2 separate regions of the Mus musculus genome follow, and region 2 is linked to region 1. Evidence: chromatin loops called from intact Hi-C (ENCODE). Cell type or tissue: heart. All regions are shown on one strand. Links, peaks and the distances in the headings refer to the core of each region. The heading gives the core; the rest is flanking DNA.

What was found. Peaks named below come from ENCODE experiments on the same cell type or tissue, not always from the same donor. Only the 100,000 strongest peaks of a DNase experiment are listed, where the experiment ranks them.
Region 2: it touches region 1 in a loop (9-fold over the local background); 9 of 42 quality-filtered maps call a loop at or near these places.

What each region holds. Positions count from the first base shown.
Region 1 is chr2:119,433,360-119,441,359 of GRCm38, forward strand. It overlaps Ino80 (INO80 complex subunit), which reads right to left. Exons shown (of 36, transcript NM_026574.4): 14 at 6,016-6,111; 15 at 790-849. Among named protein-coding and RNA genes, the nearest start is that of Ino80, 40 kb to the right of the region's middle. In heart, for the core only: CTCF peaks have their summits at 3,164 and 3,856 (motif pointing left); no DNase peak of the experiment used is centred there.
Region 2 is chr2:119,243,661-119,256,447 of GRCm38, forward strand. It overlaps Spint1 (serine protease inhibitor, Kunitz type 1), which reads left to right. Exons shown (of 11, transcript NM_016907.3): 3 at 1,495-1,622; 4 at 1,850-1,988; 5 at 2,077-2,247; 6 at 2,400-2,426; 7 at 2,699-2,824; 8 at 2,937-2,987; 9 at 4,351-4,521; 10 at 4,696-4,743; 11 at 5,097-5,854. The coding sequence ends at 5,302. Among named protein-coding and RNA genes, the nearest start is that of Spint1, 13 kb to the left of the region's middle. In heart, for the core only: no CTCF peak of the experiment used is centred there; a DNase peak (open chromatin) is centred at 7,351; H3K4me3 peaks cover 332 bases; H3K27me3 peaks cover 3,871 bases.

The DNA of each region.
Region 1 (8,000 bases), core at 1-8,000:
AAAAACATTATGTCACACTTTATAAGAAACGTTTTTTTGATGTATATGTATGTGTAAATATGAGTAAGCATATAGATGTGGTGATAAAAAGGGCAATTTTCCAGAGCTGGTTCTCTCCTTCCACTATTGGTTCTAGGGATTAAATGCACATTAATTATTAACCTTGCTCAGCTTGAAGGTGTGACTGAACAGACAGCTCAGTAGTTAGACCACTTGGAGTGTGTATGGTGGCTCAGAATCACTTGTAACTCTAGCTCAAGAGGATCTGATGCCCTCCTCTCTAGCCTCTTAAGAATCCTACATATGGGCTGGAGAGATGGCTCAGCGGTGGAGAACACTGACTGTTCTTCCAAAGGTTCTGAGTTCGAATCCCAGCAACCACATGGTGGCTCACAACCATACATAACGAGATGTGATGCCCTCTTCTGGTGTGTCTGAAAACAGCTACAGTGTACTTAACATATAATAATAAATAAATCTTTAAAAAAAAAAAGAATTCTACATATATTTGTTGTACAAATACAATTTTTTAAAAATAAATCTTTTTTTAAAAAGTCTCTTTTTAAAGTCCAAATGATTGCCTGTAGAAGAAAAACATTTTATTCAAATAATAAAAACATATTTGACCCATATTCAGAAACATATTATAGATTTTGTATACATGAGGATTTACTCAGGCCAAAGAGAATGACAGAGCAAGAGGACAGGAGAGCAAGAGAGCGAGAGAGAGCGAAAGAGAGAGAGAGAGAGAGAGAGAGAGAGAGAGAGAGAGAAAGAAACTGAAGTTACCTGACTCCAGAATCTCCGGATAACTTTTCTATCATGAGGATTTCCCCAATATGGTAGCACCTGGAAAACAGATCATTACCTTATTTTGTTTTTGAAAATAAACTAAAAGCATTATCAATAATGTTATTCTGAATTACTTAGTAAGAAACTATTAAGAGGCCAGGCAGTGGTTGTCCAGGCCTTTAATCCCAGCACTTGGGAGCCAAAGGCAGGTGGATTTCTGAGTTCCAGGCCAGCCTAGTCTACAGAGTAAGTTCCAGGACAGCCAGAACTATACAGAGAAACCCTGTCTCGAAAAAACAAAGACAAACAAACAAAAAAAAAATCAAAACAAAAGCAAACAAAAAACCTTGGCAAATCACATTTTATGAGAAAAATAAAGAAGTTGTAAGGAGCCGGGCTGTGGTGGTGCACACCTTTAACCCCAGCACTCGGGAGGCAGAGGCAGGCAGATTTCTGAGTTCAAGGCCAGCCTGGTCTACAGAGTGAGTTCCAGGACAGCCCGGGCTACACAGAGAAACCCTGTGAAAAAACAAACAAACAAACAAACAAAAAAGTTGTAAGGAGAAGACGTCCTAGTCAAAACCATACACATTTTTCAGACACCAACACCAAATACAGTAAATTTCCAGATCTCAGCAACACAGACCTGTACCTGATAAAATTTAGTTATAACCCTAAGTAAAACTTCCATCTGACAAGAAAGTAAATACATTTTCAACACTCTAAGAGAAATGGCAATAAAAAAATGAATTGACTGTGCTGGGGTCAGCAAATCCTTTGTAAACTCTAAGCTCTGCAGTCCATGTTGTCTAAAAATCATCATTAATGATTATTAATGATCTATCAACAAAACGGTCTGATTATAAAATAGTGGGTATAGATACATATCTAAAAGATACATATTTGAATTCCATGTTGTGTATTATGAGGTATGTTTTAATTGGTAATTTAAAACTGTGCAATCTAATCTTAGTTTACAGACCACATAAACAGGTTTCTAAATAGCCAGAAATATAGTATGACCCAGTAAATCAATTTGGACATATGTCCTATAGTAATGAAAACAAGACATGTAATTCAAACAAAAATGTACATGAATGTTTATAACTCTGTGCCTGAGGGCACCAAAAGGTGAAAAACACCCTAAAATCCATCAAAAGATGAGCAAGAACCAAAATGAAATATACAGAGAATTTTTAGCTATAGACAAAAGAAAATGAAGCATTCATGTTACAGTGAGGATGAGCCTGGACTTTTTATGCTGAATGAAAGAAGCCCAGCATGTAAGGCTGTATACTGCATGGTTTCCAGTCACAGGAAGTATTTGGCAAATAAAGATTTGTGTTTTCCAGAGGCTAGAGGCAAAAGGAAATAAGAAATTACTGTTTAATGAACATAGGTTTAAGGGTAGGGCAAAGACAATAGGGATGAGAGCAGTGACAGCCGTAAACACTTACATACTTAAAGCTACTGAACCGCACTTTTAAATCTTTATAAGAGCAGGGGTTTTTATTACACTTATTTTATATGTCTGTGAATGTGCATATATCCATGTGTGCCACAGCACAGGGCACAAGTCAAAGGACAGCACGCAGAATTCAGCTCTCTCTGTCATCTGAGTGCTAGGGCCTGAATTCAAATCTCTAGGTTTGGTGGCTCTGCCTCCACTACTTGGTCTAGCCTGCCTACCCTGGTATTTTTTGGCTTGTCTGACTTTTTGAGATAGTTTTGCTAAGTAGTCCTGGTTGGCCAGGAAATTTACTACATAGATTAGGGTGGCCTTGAACTTATAATCCTCTGCCTCATCCTCTTGAGTATTAAGATAACAGGTATAGGGGCTGGCGAGATGGCTCAGCAGGTAAGAGCACTGACTGCTCTTCCGAAGGTCCTGAGTTCAAATCCCAGCAACCACATGGTGGCTCACAACTACCTGTAATGAGATCTGATGCCCTCTTCTGATGCATCTGAAAACAGCTACAGTATACTTAATGAATAAATCTTTGGGACTGAGCAAGCAGAGTTGACCTGAGTAAGTGGGGCAACCAGAGCAACGGAGCAAGCAGAGGTCCTAAAAATTCAATTCCCGGGGCTGGTGAGATGGCTCAGCGGGTAAGAGCACCCGACTGCTCTTCCGAAGATCAACCACATGGTGGCTCACAACCATCTGTAATGAGATCTGACTCCTTCTTCTGGAGTGTCTGAAGACAGCTACAGTGTACTTACATGTAATAAATAAATAAATCTTTAAAAAAAAATTCAATTCCCAACAACCATATGAAGGCTCACAACCAGCTGTACATGTACTCATATACATAAAATAAATAAATAAATCTTTAAAAAAACAAAAAACAAACAGGGCTGGTGAGATGGCTCAGTGGTTAAGAGTACCACCTGCTCTTCCGAAGGTCCCGAGTTCAAATCCCAGCAACCACATGGTGGCTCACAACCATCAGTAACGAAATCTGATGCCCTCTTCTGGAGTATCTGAGGACAGCTACTTAAAAAAAAACAAAAAACAAACAGTATTGTCTTAGCCCTTTGGTGGCGAATAGTGTTATTTAAAAAAAAAAAAAAGATAAAAGGCATATATCACTCTCTTGAGAAAATAATAAATTTTTATGGTGTGAGTATTTTATAATATAAAATAAGTAAAATAGAAAACTCAAGAGGGGACACTTATAATTAGGTCCAGATTCTATTTTATATTCACTATGCTAGTATTAAAATGAAATTCAATAAACAAATATACAAGATGGACACTGAATATGCACATGAACGTTCAGCTCTAAGCACTAATAAAGGAGAGATATGAAGGGAGACTTAAAGCAGTAGTTCTCAGCCTCCCTAATGCTACAACTCTTCAATATAGTTCTTCACGCTGTGGTGACCACCAAACATACTTGTATTTTCACTGCTACTTCATAATATATTTTTCTGGTGTTATGAATCATAATGTAAATATCTGATGTGCAGGATATAGGTGTGAACCCTGTAAAAGGATTGGTTGTCACAGACTGACAACTGTTGCCTTAAAGTAATACCATGCTGCCATCTATTGGCCAGTGGAGGAGCAGCACAAACCTTCAGTGGCAGTATAGAAATTAAGAACTATTTTTTTGACATTGTATTCAACATATATCTAGCCATTATTTGAAAAGAAGAAAAACCAAAATATTATTTTCATTTTTCATATGCCCATAAATGGAATAAATCTTACATCCTTAGAGAACTGAAAATAAGTCGGCCTCACATGTAACAACAGTATAGGTATGGGCCAACATGTCCAGCACAAAACCTATTTACCTTGTGTCTACATCATACTCAAGTCGATACAACACACTTCTTGATTTTTTGAGGCAGGGCTTCATGCTGGCCTGGGACCTACTATATAGCTGAGTGTCCCCAGCTTCAGGTCCTTCTGCTTCCACCTTCCTTGTGCCAGGAAACAAGCCAGTTTTATGAAGTGTTAGGTGTTAGGGATCAAATTTGTGGTTTCATTTATAGCAACCAAGGAGTCTATCAATTGAACAAAATCTCTAGCCCAGTCAATCTTATTTTTTCCTCTCTGAATTAGTTAAATCAATTTTTACATTATATGTGTTAGCCATTATAAGCAGGACCAAGACTACCTTTAGAGTATTAAGAAAAATGAATTAATATGAATAGACTAAAATACAATGTAAAATTTGGAAAAATATACTTTGAAACAAGATAGATATTTCTATCATTTCACCATGACCATCAATTGATATGGAAAATGCCATAATTAACTTAAATTGGACTTTGAATTTCTCACTTACATAGTATAAAGATATACGTATTGGCTCTCTTATTACTCTCATAAGTAATTTTTCTAAGAAAGAAATATAAGGCAGCTGGGAATGACGACTCTCACTTCCAGCACTTGGCAGGTTGAGGCAAGAAGATCAGGAGGTCAAAGTCATTCCCAGTCACTCGACAAGTTCAAAGCCAGCCCAGGTACACCAGACTATTTATCAACAAACAAAGCAAAACAAACAAACAGCTAGACGTCATGTTTCACCTAGAATCCCATCAGTTAGAAACAGAAGCAGGCTGACTACCTATCACAAGTTCAGAGCCAGCCTGGACAACATAGTGGATTCTAAGATAGGCTCCTGGAGTACTGGAGGTAGAGTATAGTTCTGTCTCTAAAACAGAAGAAAACAAATGAAGCAAATACAGATATAAGGGACTTGATAGGTAGTTCACTTTGTACAGTGACAGTCTAGCCTGCATGAAGCTCTGTGATTCCTAAAGCCACATAAACCTTGTGTGGTGGCATATATACTTAGAAACACTGGCTACATAACAAGTCTGAGGACAGCATATAACACATAAGACTGTATCAAGGAAAACAAACATATGGAGGCTGAAGAGATGGCTTAGCAGTTCAGAGTACCCACTGCTCTCCTCAAGCACCTGAGTTTGGTCCCCAGCACCTGTATCAGGCAGTTCCCAAGCACCTGTAACTCCAGTTCTAGAAGATCCAACTACCCACACATAACTATGCACATTGAAAATAAAAAGTAGAAGAGTGGGGTGCACATCCTTCATCCCAGCAATCAGGAGACAGAGAGAGGGAACCAAAATGAGAAAATGCCTCCATAATATTGGCCTGTATACCAGGTGTGGTAACACAGGACTTTATTCACAGCACTCTGGAGGTAGGGACCAATGGATCTCTAGGAGTTCAAGGCCAGCCTGGTCTATATAGAGAGTTTCAAGATAGACAAGGTTGCATATAGAGACCCTGTCTCAAACAAATAAACAAACAAAACAAAACAAAAAAGCAAAAAAAAAAAAAAAAAAAAAGAAAAAGAAAAAGAAACAAAACCAAGATTAGCCTCTAAGCAAGTCTGTAAGTGATAGATGTGGAAGGTCCTATCCTGCAGCGGGCGGGGCCACACCTTCATAGATGACTGATGAAAAAGGCAGGCTGAGCAAACTATGAGAACAAACCAGTAAGCAGCACACTAGTTCTAAGGCCTCTGCTTCAATACCTGCCTCCAGGTTCCCGATTGCTTGAGCTCCTGCTCAGAATTCCTTAAAGGATGATGAAATATAAAGCTGTGAACTAAAATGAACCCTGTCTTCTGTGCTGCTTTCGGTTACAGTGTTTACTACAGCACAGAAGTCTAAGACAATTAGACAGCAGTAAACAAGGGTCAGAAAGCTTATCTTAAAGAACAAGAGGATCTTTACCTTAAATTTAGGAACAAATCTTGTAAACTCCTGGTGCCAATTATTAAGTGTAGAAGCAGGTGAAATTATTAAGAAAGGTCCCCAAATGTTTTCTCTCTGCAACAGAAAATGAGGTTAGCCTGCTGTAGGAAAACTGAAGTTATTTAATCCTAAATAATCAACCCATGACAAGAGAAGTTTAAAAATAGATATTACTGTAACAAGAGAAACTGTGCCTATCTCCCAAGTGTCTACACATATCTTTCAATGAAAAGCAATGTTAGTATAAAAATGACACACTAAGGAGGTAAAGTACTAAGCAGTGACACTCGTGACTTTTGGGTCTTAATTTCATTCATAACATGTGCATGACATGGAGCTGGAGAAATGGCTCAATGGTTAAGAGCACTGATTGCTCTTCAAGAGGTCCTGAGTTCAATTCCCAGCAATCACATGGTGGCGCACAACCATCTGTAATAGAATCCAATGGCCTCTTCTAGTGTCTGATAGCAACGGTGTACTCATATACATAAAATAAATAAATCTTTTAAAAAAATGTGTGTGTAACATACTAATTCACTTTTATTTGTTCTACGATGTTATCACAATTTCACTGTTAATAAAGTAGAAGAATGCTAATTTTTTCATAGTATGTATTACACATTTTCTCATTTAAATTTTATAAAATCTGCCAGGTGGCAGTGGTGGTGGCCACAGTATAGTCCTTTAATCCCAGCACTCAGGAGGCAGAGGCAGGTGAGTCTCTAAGTTCAGGCCAACCTGTTCTACAGAGTGAGTTTCAGGACAGCTAGAGTTATACCTGACTAAACGCTGTCTCAAAAAAAAAAAAAAAAAGAGGGGCTGGAGAGATGGCTCAGCGGTTAAGAGCACTGACTGCTCTTCTGAAGGTCCCTCTTCCGGTGTGTCTGAAGTATACTTATATTTAATAATAAATAAATCTTTGGGTGGGATAGAGCGGGCTTGAGCAAGCAGAGTTGAATTTCCAGAAATCACATGATGGCTCACAACCATCTGCACAGCTACAGTGTACTCATATATATAAAATAAATAAATAAATAAATAAATCTTTTTAAAAAAGAGAGAGAAGAGGAAGAAGAGGAGGAGGAAGAGAAGGGGAGAAAAATTATTGCTGTAAGGTATATATTACCTCTGATTTGGAAAAAGTAGACAACTAGGCACCAGAGATTTAAAGACTCACCTCAAAGAGGATAAGTCGGCTGACTATATGACATGGCTAGAAAAAGTAGTGTTGTGATGGAAATCCACTACCAATTTTTTTTTTTTTTTTTTGGTTTTTCGAGACAGGGTTTTTCTGTATAGCCCTGGCTGTCCTGGAACTCACTTTGTAGACCAGGCTGGCCTCAAACTCAGAAATCCGCCTGCCTCTGCCTCCCGAGTGCTGGGACAAAAGACGTGCACCACCACGCCTGGCTCCACTACTAATTCTTGCAACCATAAAGTCCTTGACACTATATCAGTACTTCTTAAAAGGAAGTAAAAGACAAGAATTCTAGCTATACTTGTTCAAATACTGTTTTGGCCCCACTGAGAACAAAAAAGGTCTGGGGCTGTAGATAGCTCCAGTTAAAAGCACTGGCTACTCTTTCAGAGGACCTGAGTTTAATTCCTAGGACCCACGTGGTAGCTAACAACTGTCTATAATTCCAGTTCCAGGGGATCCAATGCCCTCACACAAACATATATGCAGTTAAAAACCAATGCAAATAAATAAATCATTATTTTAAAAACGTCTTGAGCTGGGCGGTGGTGGCACACGCCTTTAATCCCAGCACTCAGGAGGCAAAGGCAGGCAGATTTCTGAGTTCCAGGCCAGCCTGGTCTACAAAGTGAGTTCGAGGACAGCCAGGGCTATACAGAGAAACCCTGTCTCGAAAAAACAACAACAACAACAAAAAAGTCTTCAGGTATAGCAACAAATTCGGCTATTTTCATATACTACCAAGAGTAACACTGCTTTTAAGTGG
Region 2 (12,787 bases), core at 2,953-10,952, 190 kb before region 1:
AGCCAGGAACACACAGTGAGACCCTGATTCAGATAAAAACAATTGTCTGTATGTATGCATGTGGGCTTGTGCACATGGGCAGGCCGTGTTTTTCCCTTTTGGTGGTTTGGTTTTGGTTTTGAGATAGGATCTTGCTATGTAGTGAAAGCTGACATGGACCTTTGTATAGAAAAACTGGTCTTAGTTCACAATCCTCTTATCTCTCCAGACTCTCAAGTGTAAGGATTATAAATGTGTGCCACCAGAGCCAGGTTTCTGTTTCTTGCTTTTTAGTTTGTATGTGGACCCAGACACTTGTGTACGAAATATGCGTGTGGATGCACACATTTGTGTATGGATGTGTGTAGAGGTTAGAGGACAATCTCAGGTGTCATTCCTCGGGTGCTATCATCTTTTTGTTTTTGTCTGACAATGGATTTCTCACTGGTCTGAAACTCAGCAAGTAGGCTAGGCTAGCCAGCCAGTGAGCCCCAGATATCCTCCTGTCTCTGTCTCCCCAGCCAGCACTGGGATTGTAAGTGCATGACATTTCATCCGGATTTTTGATATGGGTTCTGGAAATTGAACTCAAGTCCTTATGCTTGCAAGGAAATGCTTTAGTGATATAGAGCGTTCTCCCTGCTCTGCTCCACTCTCTGCTCTGCTCTCCGCTCTCCGCTCTCTGCTCTCCACTCTGCTCTGCTGTATCCTAACCCTAACCCTGGCGAGCGAGATCGAGGGCCCTGCTCACGTGAGTCAATAGCTCAACACTTTGCCATTTCTGTTTTTTACAGCGTAGGATATCCCAGGTAATGTCCTAGAAGTCCTTTATGTCATCATTTATGCGAAGACTCTTTCCAAATAAAGTCGTATTCATAGGTTCTAGAAGTTCTGTGGGTGTAAGGATGGGGGCCGTCCAGCCCATCTTTAGCAGGAATCCATCTTTGTGCTTATCTCTCAGACAGAACCCCTAGCTCTCAGGTGAAGGAAGCCTCAAGCTGTCAGGGCCAGGAAGGGTGTGGCTCCTGGAAATTCCCTGTTGTTGATGGCAGAGGCACCCTGTCCCATGGTCCCTCACCCTGGAGCACCAAGGCCACTCAGCTGAAGGCCTCTGTCCAGATTCTCAGCGTGGTCTAGGCTAGTGAGGAGTGATGATGCTTTTGCTGCTGCTGCTGCTGTTGTTGTTGTTGTTGTTGTTGTTGTTGTTGTCGTCGTCGTTGTGTATGAGTGTATCTCTCACCATTGTATATCTAGTGTTCTGCTTGGTACTACTTATGTGCCTGGTGCCCATGGACGCCAGAAGAGGGCATCAGAAAGCCTGCAACTGGGGTTACATAATCTAACACATAGTATCCAGTTGCTTGCTTCAGACAATCTACTAGTCATAATGTAACTGCATAGAGAGCAAGGTTCTGGCTTTATTGAAAGCCCTCTCTGTGCCTGTGCAGGCTACTGAGTCCTAGGTTGGCCACCACTCGTCTCGTTTACGGTTAATTCTACTTCCACTTCTCTCAGGGTCCCGGATCCCTCGAATCTGGATGGGCATAGACTTGAAGGTCCAGCTGCAGAAGCCCCTGGTACTGAACGAGGCAGACAACACAGACTGGCACCTACTGCAAGGTGACAGTGATGTCAGAGTAGAGGTGAGACGCTGGGCTGGATCCCTGGCCTTCCCACAGCTTCCTAGGACTCCTTCAGGGGCCGTAGGCCAACCACTGGCTCATTTGGTGTTGGCTAGAGAAGAGAACATGATTCATCTGATATCCAGTCTGTGTGCTCTCCCGGGGGAAGTGGGGCATGGCTGGGAGGACCCGGGGTTGTCAGAGAACATCAGGAAGTGGCCAGGCTTCATGACCAGTGTCGTGTATAGAGAAAACGTCCGGAAGAAGTGGAGCTGTGGGGACTTAAGGAGGGGACCTACCTGTTCCAACTGACAAGAACTGACTCAGACCAACCAGAGGAAACAGCCAACCTGACTATCACTGTGCTAACTGCCAAGCAGACAGAAGGTGACGGGGGTGGACATGAGGTGCCTGGAGCCCCCTTCCCCCCACTGATAACCCTCTAGTCCAAATTGACAAGTTCTCCTCCATCTAGATTATTGCCTCGCATCCTACAAGGTGGGCCGCTGCCGGGGCTCCTTCCCACGCTGGTACTACGACCCCAAGGAACAGATCTGCAAAAGTTTTACTTTTGGAGGTTGCCTGGGCAACAAGAACAACTACCTTCGTGAGGAAGAGTGCATGCTAGCCTGCAAGGATGTGCAAGGTGGGTCTGTGAAAGGCAGCTTTAGAGCCCAGGTGACTTGGCCCAGGGTGGGTAGTTTTTCAGGTCTGGGAAGTGGACTAGGGGTCCCCGTCATCTCAGCATTGTTAGAGTCTGGCCACACCCCCTATTATTCCTGTTGTTCTCCCCCCTAGGAATCTCACCGAAAAGGCACCATCCAGGTGAGTTTTACTTCTTTTCTTTCCTCCTTTCTTCCCCCTTGTCTTGGTCTTCAGCCCATATGATGACCATATGATGACCCTGATTTTGCTCAGCTCCCACCACCCCAGTGTTATACAAACGCCTAACTCTCCCAACTCAGCAGCTTCCTGTCAGATTCTGCCCGGTTTACAGATGGGAGGAGCTAGGGTTGGTGAGCAGTGGGCTAATGGGAGGCCCAGGCAGATGCTGGTCCCTTGGCACTCAGTGCCTGAGCTTCACCTCCTCCATCCAGTGTGCTCCGGCAGCTGCCATGCCACCCAGTTCCGCTGTAGCAATGGCTGCTGTATCGATGGCTTCCTGGAGTGTGATGACACGCCAGACTGCCCTGATGGCTCCGACGAGGCCACCTGTGAAAAATGTGAGCTGGGGATAGGAGATGGGGCAGGGTCAGGTGGCGATCCTAACAACTCTCCTGTATGCCTCTGGGTTCCCCACGGTTGGCCCTAGCCTCTGACCTCTCATCTCTGCAGACACCAGCGGCTTTGATGAGCTTCAGAATATCCATTTCCTCAGTGACAAAGGTGAGTCTCCCTGTTCCTCTGTGTCACAACAGGTTCTGGCACTGCTGTCCCCACTCCACCCAACCGGCAGTGTCCCAGGGGTTCACTATGTGTACAGGCTGTGAACACACAGGCAGGGCCCGAGCTCTCTTAACTCATCTCCCAGGCACCACTAGTCACTCGTCTGATTATTTCCATCACTGCAGGCTCGTCGAACATATCACTAAATCATATGTGTTCAGGAAATTTCATAGTGCTGTCATACATGGAAAGCCACCATGACTTGACACACTGAAAACCACCCACCTAGCATTGCAAGGAACTGTGCTTGTGTCCCACCACCACTGGGGGATGAGAGGAAAAACAAAACAAAACTACCCAATATGCAAACGTAACATGTATGAAAAATAAAGATAATAGCCTGCTGCTGATGGCTTATGCCAGGAAGATCAGAAGTTCAAGGTCAGCTTCTGCTAAATAGAGTTTAGAGTTAGCCTGGGATACATAGTCAGCTTCTCTATTATAGGAAAAATTGGCTAGGCATGGTGGTGGGTGCCTTTAATCCCAGGCAGATCTCTGAGTGCCAGGAAAGTTAGTGCTACACAAAGAACGTCTACTTCGGGGAAAACTGGGAAGGGGGACAACATTTGAAATGTAAATAAATAAAATAACTAATAGAAAAGAAAATCTACCTCAAACCACTCCCCAAAAACCCAACCACTTCAGCTCAGTGTGTTGAACCTTCATACGGCTACAACTCTTTAATACAGTCCTCCTGTTGTGGGACCTCCAACCATAAAACTATTTCCGTTGCTACTTCATAGCTAATTTTACTACTGTTAATGAATCGGTAATGTCAACATCTGTTTCCCAGTGGTTTTAGGTGAAAGGTCACTCACAGGTGTTGAGACCTCTCTGCTTAAGCTGGGTACTCTTTCTTGCCTAAAGCCCACCCCTTTGGTTAAAAGTTCAAATTACTGGGTGGTAGGAATCAGAGACCTTGACACAGAGAAATTACATTGAAAAAGGAAACTTTGAGGCCAACAAGATGGTTTAACGGGGATAAAGACGCTCAGGCACTCGCTACCAAGCCTGGAATTCATCCTGTTGAAAAGTGACTCCAGTTTGTCCTCTGGCCTCCCTGTGCACATGCCATGCACATAAGTAAACAATGTACCCAGGCGTATCTTTAAAATAGAGTCTAAGTAGTAGTTCTCTTGGAGCTGAAGATTGCTATCCCTTTGTCTGTCTTGCCTTTAGTGAGGCGACATCTGCCCTCAGCCTGGCGTAGGGGGTACTTAGCTATCGTCCTGCGGGGCCTGATGGGTGGCAGCAGGGTGGCTCTTTGGGCTCACTTGCCCCTTCGTATGCTCCCTTACCACAGGGTACTGTGCAGAGCTGCCAGACACTGGGTTTTGCAAGGAGAACATCCCACGCTGGTATTACAACCCATTCAGTGAACGCTGTGCCCGATTCACCTATGGTGGTTGCTATGGGAACAAGAACAACTTTGAGGAGGAACAGCAGTGTCTTGAGTCCTGCCGTGGCATCTCCAGTGAGCAGAGTGGCAGTAGCGGGGTGAAGGGGAAGATTTGGCTAGGCCTGGGCTGGTCCCTCCTCTATAAGTGACTTGATAGCCATGGAGAGGGTGGCAGGGGGCTGTGGTACTGGAACAGGTGAGTCTAAGGACTTACCTAGTGCCGACTGGTTTCTCTATGTCACTTTGCAGAGAAGGATGTGTTTGGTCTTCGGAGGGAAGGCTCCATTCCCACTGTAGGTAAGCCTAGTCTGTCCTGTCACCAGTGTGGATATGTAGGTGTCAGTTCAGGAACGGGCAGCATGTGATTGCTTGTGAATGCCCAGCCTTGCTGAGAGGACCCTGAGATTACCCAGAGTGCACTTGAGTAGTGAGGCCTGACATAGGTAAAGGAGAGGAACTGTGAATTGCTTGCCAATTGTCAGGTATCAGAGCCCCTCTGGGCTTCTAGAAGCAGCTATTCTGAAGGTCTGAGATGAGTGTTCATCTGCTTCTACACATGACATCCCGGTCTTTGTCCATTCCACAGAGTGAGGGTGGTGGGTGTCAGACCAGGCAGGCCTTAGTAATGCCTCATTCTGCTCTTCCCCCAGGCTCCGCTGAGGTAGCTATTGCTGTATTTCTGGTCATCTGCATCATAGTGGTCTTAACCATCCTGGGCTACTGTTTCTTCAAGAACCAAAGAAAGGAATTCCACAGTCCCCTGCACCACCCACCTCCCACACCAGCCAGCTCCACTGTTTCCACCACAGAGGACACAGAGCACCTGGTCTATAATCACACAACCCAGCCTCTCTGAGCCTGGGACTCTTGCCAGTCTTACCAGGTCCTGCTTGCCAAGACAGAAGCTAGAACCTGGAAAAACTTGGGGACCAGACTCTTCCTACCTCTTTCCTGGGCATACTTACTCTGTCTCAGAAGACAGATCTCTGGGCCTCTCGCAGGAGTCTCAGCTGCACTCAGGCCAGTTCTGGAGAAGGCCCAAGAGTCTGGAAGGAGCAGAGCAGCCTTGAGCCAGGAGTACTGTATATAGAAGGACCTGCTTATCCAAGAGCTGGAGAAAGTTGGTGTTTTGTGTCTTGTTCAAAGCTGCCCATCACCATCCGATGACGCTAGGACCTTGAGTGGTATCAGAGGCCAGAAGCCACACACTGCCTTCCACATCTGTCCCTCCACTCTGCAACAGGCTGAAGGATGTGTGTCTCTGCACACACTGAAGGATGTGTCTTTGTAGTTTGTGCTGTAAATAATTGCTTTTGGGGCCCCAGGGTCATAGCTCAGTGGTAGAGTGTGTGTGGTCACCCTGAGCTCTCTACACCGAACCACAAGCTACATTAAATTACAAAATAAAGTGTTGTGTTTGTTGAGCTCCTCCCACCCCCACCCCCCACCCTCTTAGTTTCCAGTGCTGATGTGAAACTTGCCATGTGCAAGGCAGGTGCTGTGCCACTGAGCTATCTCCTCAGCCCTGGTTTGTGGGGTTGCTGGGGGGGGGAGGGGGCAGACAACTCCTGTCCAACTGGCTCAGCCTTTGGCCACCCTGTCCAGCAGGTTTTCCCTGTCTCTCCTGAAACTGCCCTGGCTCCTCAGGATAGAGAAAAATGTCACCTTTGACCACCAGAGTGGAGAGCCATGGGGGTGTTGGCCCCGCTGTGCAGGGTTTCTCTGGTTGCCAACACCACACCTACGCAGAGGGGGGGGTGAGGTTCAGCCGTGGTTGGGGGCTTGAACCCTGGCAGTCACTGCCATGTCACTGGGCATAGGCTATCCGTGCCCATCTGAGAGCCTGTGGCTGAGGCTCCAAGCTCCTCCCTAGTGGCCATTAGCTGAGGCACACCACTCCAGTCACCCCTCTCCAGGGCTCAAGCCACTTAGAGGTGCCAAAAGAGACTTGAAGAGATTGCACAGATCTGTGTGCCAAACACTGCGGGTCCGTACACATTTAATACTGTTGGGGTGCTTCTCAAATGCTCTACACAACACTTCATTTGCCCAACACACTGCCTTGTGCTGTTAATGGCATTCACAGGCCAGGAGGTTGACAGCAAAGCTGGAGTTCCCCAGTTCTAAGATTTATGGTAGAACTGGATCTGAACCCTGGTAGGGTGGCCCAAAGGTCCCATGTTCCAGGAAAGGTTAAGCAAGCTTGCCGGCTGTGCATATCTCTACCTTCCTGTCCACCAGGCTAGCCCTCTGTCTGTCTGCGGTGCCTATTTCTGTACCTGCGGTGCTGCTGTGTTGGACCACATCTTTTCTCATCACTCAGCTAAGCTCTGAACCTTAGCTGGCCCAGGTGGCTGGCACACCCTGCTCCACACCCTGGGTTTGCCAACAGGACCCTGAGCACATAGCATCCTTTCTTTTGTCTGTGTATCCGTCTCCCTCCTAGGTTGTGAGCTCCTGGAGTCACAGATGGCATCTGAGTCATCCGTATCTAGCATGCCATGTTCCCTCAACTACCTTGGTTAATGGCAGTTACCCATCGAGGGCTGAGTACACACAGGGGTGGAGTTTGTTCCTTTTGTCCCATTTCAGGGGCCATGGGATTTTTTCTCACTTAACCTGACAGCCATTTACCCACACTAAGGCTCGAAAAAGACATATTACCATCTTGATTCTTTGTAAAGTACAGGTTGGTGTAATTAATGATTCAAAGACTATCCAATTTCTAGGAGGGGTGGTCAACATAGCAGGTGCCTAGCAAGTGTTCGTTTGAAAGGAGCAGCCTGTCTGGGAGTGGTAGATGTGTATGTGCCGAGCAGACAAAACGCCTGTATTAATCAGCCCACCTGCGGTGACTGGCTAGAGGAGGAGGAATCTCGCAGCAGCCACCAGGGGGCGCACTTACCATTTGCTCCTCAAACCTGCTCCTTATCTCTGGATCTCTGCTCTCGGTTTCATCGCCACCTGAATAATGCTTTGTCATGCCTTCCTGATTCCCTGCTTGGCACCAGCAATTGCCTATGCCTCAGGTGTTGTTTTGCCTCAAGAAAAGCACCTTTGCCCCATGCAGCACTTGTCTCAAAAAACTTAACAAGTTTGTTAAGCCTTAAGCTCACTGTGTGAACCTTGCCCCGTGTCTGCCCTGGATTGTTTGGCGATCCTTAGAGCAGGGCCTGAGTCTTACCCCAGTTGTGTATATGAAGTACTCAGAAAACAGCAGCTGTAAAGAGGCTGCTAGAGCTGTGCGAAGTGAGAAGCTGGAGACAGTACAGGTGTGGAGTGCTTGCCCAGCATGCATAGTTCTGGATTTGGTTCCCAACACTGGGGAAGAAAAAGAGAAAGTAGGTCAGTGAGCTTGGCCAGCAGGTAAAAGTGATAGTTCCACAAGTCTGATGACCTGGGACCAATAACGTTTGATCCTGGGACCTCACTGCAAAGTAGAAGAGCCAGGCATGGTGGCACACTTTTACCCCCAGCACTTGTGAATCGGACAGCTGTCTGATCTACATCTCGAGTTCTGTGGCAAGTTGGGTTACACAGTGAGACCTTGACTCAAAGAATTAAATAAATAAAAAGTGGAAGAGAGAACCATCTGCAGGTAGTCCTCCTCTCCCTGAACTCTGTGGTTGGTGTGTTTACATCACACACACAATAGTAAGACAGTGCTATGATTTATCTTTCTTTATGTGTAGGTGTCTATATCTGTGCATGGGTATGTGTGAAGGCGGGAGGCATCAGAAACCCTGTTGCTGGAACTCCAGTCTGTTATGAGCTGCCTGATGTGCTAGGAGTTAAACTTGGGTCCTCCGGAAGACCAGCAATACACTAGCCACACAGCCAACTGTCCAGCCACACAGCCAACTTTCCAGCCCCATTTTTTAAAAAGGGGTTATAGATATGGTTGGATGTGTGTTTAATCCCAGCACTTAGGAATCAGAGTCTGGCAGATCTCTGAGTTTGAGACCAGCCTGGTCCACATGGTAAGTTCAAGGCCTGGGCTGGCGAGATGGCTCAGTGGGTAAGAGCACTGTGTACTTATTTATAATAATAAATCTTTGGGCAGGAGAGAGCAGGGACCGAGCGAGCAGAGGTCCTAAAATTCAATTCCCAACACCACATGAAGGCTCACAACCGTCTGCACAGCTACAGTGTTACATAAAATCAATAAACAAATCTTAAAAGTTTCAGGCCAGCCAGTGGGACTTTGTCTCAAAATTTTTTTAAAGATTTATTTATTATTATATCTAAGTACACTGTAGCTGTCTTCAGACACTCCAGAAGAGGGTGTCAGATCTCATTACAGATGGTTGTAAGCCACCATGTGGTTGCTGGGATTTGAACTCAGGACCTTTGGAAGAGCAGTCAGTGCTTTTACCTTCTGAAGCCATCTCACCAACCCCGATTGTCTCAAATTTTAAAATTAAAAAAAGGGGATAGAGAGAAATTTCAGTATGTCTCTGGGTAAAAGCACTTGCCTGAGCTCAGTGCCCAGGACACACACACACACACACACACACACACAGACACACACACACACACTGTAGTTTGTTTGTTTGTTTGTTTGTTTTTAAAGATTAGCCTGGAGGCTGAGCAGTGGTTCTACACACCTTTAATTCCAGCACTCAGGAGGCAGAAGCACGCAGATGTCTAAGTTCAAGGCAAGCCTACTCTACAGAATGAGTTCCAGGATAGCCAGGGCTACACACAGAAACCATGCCTCAAAAATAAATAAAGATTAACCTGGGAAAAAATAGAAAGACTCTTGTCTCCTAAAAGAAAAACTAAGCAAGAAATAGCTTCATAGGCTGGAGAGATGGCTCAGTAGTTAAGAGCCCTGATTGCTCTTCCAGAGGTCCTGAGTTCAATTCCCAGCAACCACATGGTGGCTAACAACCACCTGTAATGGAATCTGATGCCCTCTCTGGTGTGTCTAAAGACAGCTACAGTGTACTCACATACATAAAATAAATCTTTAAAGAAAGAAAGGAAGGAAGGAAGGAAGGAAGGAAGGAAGGAAAGAAAGAAGAAAGGAAGGAAGGAAGAAAGAAAGGGCTTCACATACTAGGTATTAAGTAGAAGAGTGAAAATTCTAAAGAGATGCTTGGGTTTAATTTTGTTCTTTATGCTAGTGTGCAGGTGCACATGTGTGTGGTTTTGGAAGCCAGAGAACAGTCTTGGGTTTCCTTCTTCAGGTGCCGTCTATTTTCTCATTTGAGATCAGCTCCTTCCCTGGCCTAGAGCTCACCAACTAGGCTGGTTGTCAGGCCAATGGTCCCTAGGATTCTACCTGCCTCTGTCTCCCCTGGTGCTAGGAATGCAGGCAAGCACCATCATCCCGAGCCTGTTCACATAGGTTCTGGGGATTAGGTTCTGTTCCTTGAGCTAAGCTGTTTCTCCAGCCTTGCTTTGTTTTCCTAAAGCAGGCTCTCATTCTGAAACACGGGGCTGGGGCAGGATGTGGTGACCCATCCTTTAATCCCAGTCCTAGGGAATCAGAGACAGGTGGGTTTCTGTGAGTTTGAGACAAGCCTGTTTTACAATAGTGAGTTCCAGGACAGCCAGAGCTACATAACAGAAAAGTCCTTTTTTTCCCCCAACATATTTTTATAGATTATTTGGGAATTTCAATATCATCTCTTCTCAGTTCTCACAGGTCTGCTCCCCAACCCTCGTGACCCCACCCCCACAAAAAAAATGAAGAAGAAAAAAATTCAATTTGTGTTGCCCATATCCTACTCACAGGAGCATGGTCAAATTCCCAGTGCCAGCCCCTTAAAGGAAACTGAGTCCTCCCTACCTACACCCCTGCGGAAGCCATTAACTGTAGAGAGCTACACTTCAGAATCCCTATCACAACTTTTAAGAGCGAGAGAGCCTGTCTTTAGAAAGGAAGGAAGGAAGGAAGGAAGGAAGGAAGGAAGGAAGGAAGGAAGGAAGGAAGGAAGGGAGGGAGGGAGGGAGGAAGGGAGGAAGGAAGGAAGGGAGGAAGGGAGGGAGGGAGGGAGGAAGGGAGGGAGGGAGGAAGGGAGGAAGGAAGGACACTCTGGGTTACAGAGGGAGTTCAAACCCAGCCTGATAACTAAATGAGACCCTACTTCAAAATAAAAGGTAAGCAAGGGACAGAAACTAGATATAGCCCCGTGGGAAGCATTTGCCTAGCACGTTCAAGACTCAATCTCCAGCTCCGAAATGAATGAATGAATCAATCAATCGATGATACGTGATATGCTGGTTTGTTTTTATGGACTTGATATAAACCAGAGTCACTCAGAAAAGGGAACCTCAGCTGAGAGACTGTTTCTGTCAGCATGGACCCTAGGCGTGTCTGTGGGGGCATTTTCTTGATTAATAATTGGTGGGGGAGGGCTCAGCCCACTCTGGGCAGGTGCCTGGGGCTTATAAGAACAGTCGCTGAGCAAGTCGGTAAGCAGCTACCTCCTATCTCTGACCCTTCCTGGGTTCACGCCTGGACTGTGACTGAGATGTCTTCGCTTGTTTTTGATCATGGCGCCAGATCACAGTAACAGCAAACTGGGACAAATGGCGATTGTGATATGCTACAACACAGATGAAATTTGAGATTATGATAAGTGAAAAAAGCTAGGGGTTTTAAAGGCATATTGTATGACTCCAATTGTATAAGTATTCAAAATTATAGAGTACTGCTGTGCTTTTAGGGAAGGTAGGGAGAGGTTTAATGGGTATGATATTTCAGCTTTGTGAGGTGAAAAGAATTCTAGGAATGGATAGTGGTGATTGCATAATGGTATGATTGCACTTTGTGCCCCAAACTAGTCCCATAAGGAAAATTAAAGCCAGGCACAGAGGTGTGCGCCTAAGTCCCAGCACTCAGGAGATAAAGGCATTAAGATTGTGAAACTGAGAGCAGCCTGGGCTACACATAAAGACCCTCTCTCGAAAAACAAAGTTTTATGTCCTTTGAATTTTACCACAATAAAAACAATTAGAGCTTCTGGTGTCCATCCGTGCCGGGAGCTGATCCTGTGCCACAGCAATCCACACCCAAATACTGCCGGGAGAGAGCTTGTTTCCCAGGAGTGCTGACAAGCCTGTGAGCACAGAATCCCCTGGTGATGTTCCCGAACATCCATTGTTTATCACAGTGGGTGACTGACTGGATTCTATAAAGACGGGCAATGCAAGAGTAACTTCCTAGCAGTGGGTTTTACAACGTTTGATCTGATTTCAAGAATGAGCATAGATGACATTAGGGGAGTTCAGAGTCACACTTATCAGACATCAGAGACAAATAGCATCATACAAACTCTGCATTTACATATGATGCACATACAGGAGAAAGGGTTTCATGTATGTAAGTACTATAAACAACGGCATCTTGTGCCTCAGTATTTCTACGAAGAAAGATGTTCCCTCCTCGGCTCGTTCTTCTGATTCTCCAGCCTTCCCTTCACCACCCACCGTCTCTTGTTGAGACTGAGGCTGCGCACCTTACGATTACGCTTCCACCCTGGACTTCAGTGTCATGCTGCACAGGTCCTCTCTGAATAGCATGCAAGCAAAACTCTGGCCCACGGCAGATCATCACTGCACGATAATACTCATATAAGCAACAGCATGGATGTGTAACTTTGTAGAGAAATGATTGGGAAGTGTTCCTGGACTTAACCTAAAGGAATTTGTCCTTAAGTGTGTCATCTTCAAAGATGTATGTGGAGTTTGATGATAGATAAGAAGGAGATAGCAGACCATTCGTTCATGTTTTGTGATCAAGTAGCTTCCAATGTCACATACTTCTTTTTCAATAGTTTTACTCAGCTGTATAGGTTTTTTTTTGTTGGTTTTTTTTGTTTTTGTTTTTTCAGATTTATTTATTTTACTTATATGAGTACACTGTAACTGTCTTCAGACACACCAGAAGAGGACATCAGATCCCATTACAGATGGTTGTGAGCCATCATGTGGTTGCTGGGAATTGAATTCAGGACTTCTACTTTTTTAGACCCTGCTTGCTCCAGCTCCGCTCACTCTGGCCCAAAGATTTATTTATTATTATATGTAAGTATAATAATATACTGTAGCTGTCTTTAGACACACCAGAAGAGGGCGTCAGATCTCATTACAGATGGTTGTGAGCCACCATGTGGTTGCTGGGATTTGAACTCAGGACCTTTGGAAGTGCAGTCAGTGCCCTTACATGCTGAGCCATCTCTCCAGCCCCCAGCTCTACAGGTTTTGTTGTTGTTTTATTTTAAATGACTTAACTGTTGGTGCCTGATGTTGTTACAATGATTTGCAGAGATAATTAATGATTCCATGTACTGCAATTGTATCCGGTGTGACTACAGTATGAAGGGCATTG